Linked DNA regions of Homo sapiens: region 1 is linked to region 2. Evidence: chromatin contacts called from ENCODE Hi-C data. All regions are on one chromosome and are shown on one strand. Each heading gives the region's core, a stretch centred on a gene start or an enhancer-like site at or near the end of the contact. The rest is flanking DNA. Distances are from core to core; before and after follow the strand shown. Region 1 holds the start of TTTY10 (testis expressed transcript, Y-linked 10). Region 2 holds the start of TTTY14 (testis expressed transcript, Y-linked 14).

Evidence for each region. Hi-C counts contacts between places; a loop is a spot of excess contacts on that map. Pooled maps may share reads with other maps.
Region 1: a map of heart right ventricle shows a loop between it and region 2 (8-fold over the local background). The contact joins the promoter of TTTY10 here to the promoter of TTTY14 in region 2. A Hi-C loop is called at or near these places in 3 of 168 maps with a recorded cell type or tissue (heart right ventricle and naive thymus-derived CD4-positive, alpha-beta T cell) and 6 of 50 pooled maps.

Annotation. Positions count from the first base shown.
Region 1 is chrY:20,574,259-20,576,958 of GRCh38, forward strand. It overlaps TTTY10 (testis expressed transcript, Y-linked 10), which reads right to left and starts at 1,257. Exons shown (of 10, transcript NR_197944.1): 1 at 848-1,257. EIF1AY (eukaryotic translation initiation factor 1A Y-linked) reads left to right here and starts at 1,518. Exons shown (of 7, transcript NM_004681.4): 1 at 1,518-1,629. The coding sequence starts at 1,614.
Region 2 is chrY:19,075,979-19,078,917 of GRCh38, forward strand. TTTY14 (testis expressed transcript, Y-linked 14) reads right to left here and starts at 1,569. Exons shown (of 3, transcript NR_125735.1): 1 at 1,067-1,569.

The sequences.
Region 1 (2,700 bases), core at 7-2,506, 1.5 Mb after region 2:
TTTAATGTTATGGCTTCATCACTAGGCTTTTAAAAACAAAACCATGAAGACTTAAATTCCTTAAAACCAGTAGTGATGATCAGGGTACTACCACTTACCTTGCAGAAAAAAAGAAAGAAAAAAAAAGGATTAGGAGGATACTACACTATGTATATGATGGCCAATTATATGCCCAACAAGTAAGATAATTTAGAATAAATGAACAAAGTCCTGATACATACATACTATTTACCTTGCAGAAAGGGAAAAAAAAGGATTAGGAAGATACTATACTTTGTATATGATGGCCAATTATACGCCCAACAAGTTTTATAATTTAGAATAAATGAACAAATTTCTGGTACATACAAACTACCAGAACTGACTTGGGAATAAATACAGCACGAATTCATAATCCAAACTAAGGCCTAGGACCATTTAAAAAATTTACATCAATCCTCGAATGTGTCCAAAAACACAGAAGAAAAAGGGACACTACACAGTTCATTCTGTGAAGCCGGGATTATATTGATCCTAAAGTCAAAGTCATCACACGATACAAGCCAATATATCTTAACACAGATGCTAAGATTCTAAACATAATAGTACACACACAACAAATCCAGTAAATTAAATGATTGTATACCATAATCAAATGGAATTTGTCTTGAAATAATTTGACCTCCACAGCCAGTCCATTTGAGACATTCGGTTAAGCCATGATTTATTATAAGATTCAGATGCTTAGTCTCACTCCTTCCTATGTATATTTACTTTCCATTTCCTGTATATATTTACTGTCTACTTTTTGTCAGTATTCCGCTGGGTGCTAGCAATTGTAAGCAACAGATGCGGCCTCTGTACTTACATGCTTTACTGTGAGGTGGTGAGGTAGAGAAGATAAGACTGAAAAAAATAGGCCGGGCGCGGTGGCTCACTACTGCAATCCCAGGAATTTGGGCGGCAGAGGCGGGAGGATCACTAGGTCAGGGGTTTGAGAGCCTGGCCAACATGGTGAAACCCCATCTCTACTAAAAATACAAAAATTAGACGGGCAGATCGCGCCCCTGCACTCCAGCATGGGCAACAAGAGCGAAACTTCGTTGTCAAAAAAAAAAAAAAAAAAGAGAGAAAAGTGATAAACATTCTGAACATAGAGGGCCTTGTCCTAAGCCAGTCCTCCAAATTCACTGTATAAGAGTAAGGGCTCTCTTAAAATTTAGGCGTTTACAGTTAAATGACCCACGAACTTCTGAAACTGGAAGACCGTTTTTTAGCAAAGGAGAATACTCCAGGGCCCCGCCCATTTCATCCTTGACTCCACCTTCTCCATGCTGAGTCCCGCCCCGCTTCCTGTTTATTCATCCTGCAGCAAACTCTCCGGTATCCTGATGGAGTCTACTAGGTGTCAGTCATTTGGCCGTGCCTCAGCCGAAGAGAGGCGGGGAAAAGCATCGTAATCAGCTGCGTCGCCTTTTGGTGACGCCAGAGAGTGCGCGTCAGCAGTTTATTAGAGAGCTCTGTAGCCAGCCTCTTCTGCGCACCCACCTGCTGCATCTTAGTTCAGTCGGCTCTTAGAGTAGTAACCGCCAGAAAGGAGTCGGAAGAGGTCTCACGAGGCTGTCATCACCGCCATGCCCAAGAATAAAGGTACTGCTGTAAGCCTCTGGGACTATACCTCGGCTTGCTCTGCCAGTAACCCCGACGCCTGTTCCAGGCCGCAGTGACTGTTCTAACGGCGGTACTGGCCACTGCGACCCCAGCACTGTGTTCGGGAAAGGAGCTGGGAATGCCCTATTTGGTCACATTGGGGTGGGACAGACGCCATTTTTGTGGGGCCTCCTTCGGAAGATAGCGGGCTTTTGCTGCTGATTTCACGCCAGACGGAAAACGTATAGGTAGGGACGGTTGAGGGACCTTAACCGGACGGCCTGGCTTTCCAGAATAGGCACATGCAAACACTTCCCTGCTACTTTCCTGGAAGCGGTTCTTAACTTTGAAGACTTACCTATCTGGACAGTTAAAAGTATTGCTAAGGATACTCCCTTTTCCTTGTTAAACAGTGGGGAAGCCTTGAAGCATGTTTAGGTTCATTTCTGGCGTTTTACTCTACCCCATCCCTTTATAGAGTGTAACATTCTTTTGCAGAAGATTTGTTACCTATTTAGGCAGGTTTTCAACTTCCGTATCCGATAAATATTGTGGGAGTAAAGATATCAACGTTCCCTTCATTCTGAGGCTAAACTTTCACACGAAACTTAGACTTGAAAATAAGTTTACTCACAGCTTCTAAAGTAGGAGGTCTAACCTCGGTAGAACCCTTTCTCAGTCATTTCTGAAAGAAATTCTCGTTTTTATACACCTGAGGTAATCTCTCACTTTTAGTGCCCTTGTAATTGCTTGAAGAAAACTGTAGGTGGAAACAAAATATTATTTTCCACAGGAGGGGACCATGTTTTATAGTCCACAAAAACTCTGTTTAGATTATTCCTTCCTGGGACCCAGACCAATTTGTCTTCTTTTTACTTGCCTGTTGGCAGCATGGAATCTGTTTCATTTTCTCTTTTTAGCTGTCACGACACACAGCTCTTGAGGTACTTGGTGACAGTACAGTGCAGTCTTTCCTGGGCATTACTCTTTGCTCTCCCGAAAACCCACTAACGGGTTGTGTGTATAATAAGGTTTTATTTTATTTTATTTTATTTTTTACTGCAAAATTAT
Region 2 (2,939 bases), core at 319-2,818:
ACCGCCGCCGCTTTCCTCCCAACTCCCTCCTCCGACCTGCCTACCCTCCCCCCTAATAACCCCCACACTGTTGGCCCGCATTCCAGTCCCTACTCGAACCTACGCGCGCCTCCAGCAACCCTGCCTTTCGCCCGCCCCCAGCAACCCTGCCTTTCGCCCGCCCCTTCCGGCTGGGATCCCGGCAGCTGCCTGCTCTCATTCCAGAAGAGCAATAATAATAGGAACGCTGGCCAGGCGCAGTGGCTCACTCCTGTAATACCAGCACTTTGGGAGGCCAAGGTGAGCGGATTACGAGGTCAGGAGATCGAGACCATCCTGGCTAACACGGTAAAACCCCGTCTTTACTAAAAATACCAAAAAAATTTAGCTAGGCATGGTGGGGGCGCCCGTAGTCCTAACTACTCGGGAGACTGAGGCAGGAGAATGGCGTGAACCCGGGAGGCGGAACTTGCAGTGAGCTGAGATCGCGCCATTGCACTGTAGCCTGAGCGACTGAGCAAGACTCCGTCTCAAAAATAAATAAATAAATAAAATAAAAAGAATACTACTACTAATAATAATAGGGACGCTGAGAATAACAACTACGACCAGAACCGAACAGCGAAGGCGCCCCTGTTGTGTGTTAGAAGTCGGCGCCCCCCGAGTTCCGCAGCAGTCAACACCTGCCCAGGGCCCCCCTCGGCAGCCCCTCACAGCAGCCCCCGGGCTCCCAGAACCCCCAGGCGCTCCCGGAAGCCCCCAGTCGGTCCCCCACAGCCCCCTGGGGACCTTCTGCCCCGCCAGCCCCGCCCCGGAGCCCCCCGTCCGCCCCGCACAGCGGCCTCGGGTCCCCCTAACCGTCGCTCCGAGCCCCTCGAGCTCCCAAGCCCGCTTGGAGCCCCCTGTTGGCCCTTCACGACCTCCCCGAGCCCCCAAAGTCCACCGCCCACCCCGATCCCGGCCCTCCAGGCCTGACCCAAGGCCCACACAGCAGCTCTGTCGGCTGGGAAGGCCTGCAGGCTGCAAGGCCGCGCGAATGCCCCGGGCCAGCCCCAACCACTGTCCCTAGGCCAGCGGCGTCTCTTACTGGGATTCGAAGACTGGACGGCTCCCCGGCGGCTCAGCGGCGGGGCGCGAGCGCTGCCCATGCAGCCCGTGGCGGCGTTTCCCCGGCGGCGCTACCGCAGCGGGAAGGCGGAGCAGGCTCGAGGCCTGGCCGAATTGCGGGCAGGCGGTATGCTAGCCCGCCACTCGGCTGCGCGGCACCTGTTGCGGAGGACTACTGAGGGGGCATCTGGCCGCAAGCTCACCGGAGGCGCCTCCCCAACTGAAGATCTCGGTCCATCTCAGGGTGGCCTCTGACTCTCCGACCCGGCGCTGGTGCAGGCTGCATGAGAAGCTCTGGCCCATTGTCCCCGCACCCCACACCCCTTATCCGTCACAGCCATTGGCCCGCCCCAGTTGGCCGCAGGGACTGAGCAAGTTATGCGGTCGGGAAGACGTGCGTTAAAGGGCTGAAGGGGAGGGACGGAACTGACAGTCTCTGTGACAGCTCTGAGGTGGGAGTAGGAGGACGTCGCATTGACGATTGGGCAGGGTCCTGCGTAAGGGAGCACACGACCCTGGAAGTAGCGAGCAACCGGATTGGCGGTTTCCTTCGCAAACGTCTTGCCTTCTGGGGCCTGGCAATTGGTCTTTCCAAGTGTCGGAAGCGACGGGGATATGGTCTGGAAACATCTGGTTTTGAACATCTGGTATTGAAGCGCTGGGAGGCAAAACGTCTGCCCCGCGCGCCCATGCGGCGAGTGTCGGTCCGTGCCCCTGCTCAAGGACAGCTCGGGCCACGTGCGCCCCGGTCCCCAGAAGGCCTGGCTCCGGACTGTGCTGCCCTGGGGCGTCACTGGGCAAGGAGAGCAGTGGGTCGGCGTCGAGGGGAGGGGACCTGGGCTTCGGAGCGGTTGCTCCGGGTGGGCACTGGCCGCGCAACCCCTCTCCCGCGCAGAGACGCTAGCTCCACCGTGAGCGGGAACGGCCCTTGGGCGGGTTGTAGCGTTGGCTCCAGATTCCCTGGGTCTCGCGCACTGAGAGCCTGAGCCGCCTGAGGGAGGCAAAGCGCCCTGGAGCCGCGTCCCCTGCCTTGCAAGTTAGTTCTCCAACACGCGAAAAGGGTAGAGAGAACTGATGCGGTGACAGAAGCATTGGGTGAAGTTCACTTGGCACCACCCAATTTCTAATTCAGCCATATTTTTCATAGTTCTACAAACAAACGTCCAGCTGGGTCTGGGTGCTGTAATCCCTGCACTTTGGGAGGCCCAGGCGAGAGGCTGTATTGAAGCCAAGAGTTTGAGACCAGCCTGGGCAAAACAGCAAGACTCCATCTCTACAAAAGTTTAAAAAATTATGTAGATATGATGGTGTGTGCTGCTAGTCCCAACTACTTGGGAAGCTAAGACGAGAGGATCGCTTGAGGCCAGGAATTTGAGACCAGCCTGGACTCCATGTATAGAAATATGTATGTGTGTGTGTGTGTGTATTTAAAAATATATATGTGTATGTGTGTGTATATGTGTGTGTTTATATGTGTGTGTATATATGTGTGTGTTTGTGTGTGTATATATATATAGATGGGTGTGATTGTGCACACTTGTGGTCCCAGCTACTTGGGAGGCTGAGGTAGGAGAATCACTGAGCCTTGGAGGTTGAGACTCTAGTGAGCTATGACTGCACCACTGCACTTCAGCCTGGCCAACAGAGCAAGACCTTGTCTTGCTCTGTTTTCATATATATATATGCTGGGTATGGTGGCGCACACCTGTGGTCCCAGCCACTCAGGAGGCTGAGATGGGAGGATTGGTTGAGTCCAGGAGGTCAAAGCTGCAGTAAGCCATGATTGCACCAGTGCACTCTTTCCTGGGCCACGGCAAGACTCTGTCTCTAAAAAAATAAAAGGGCACAGACAC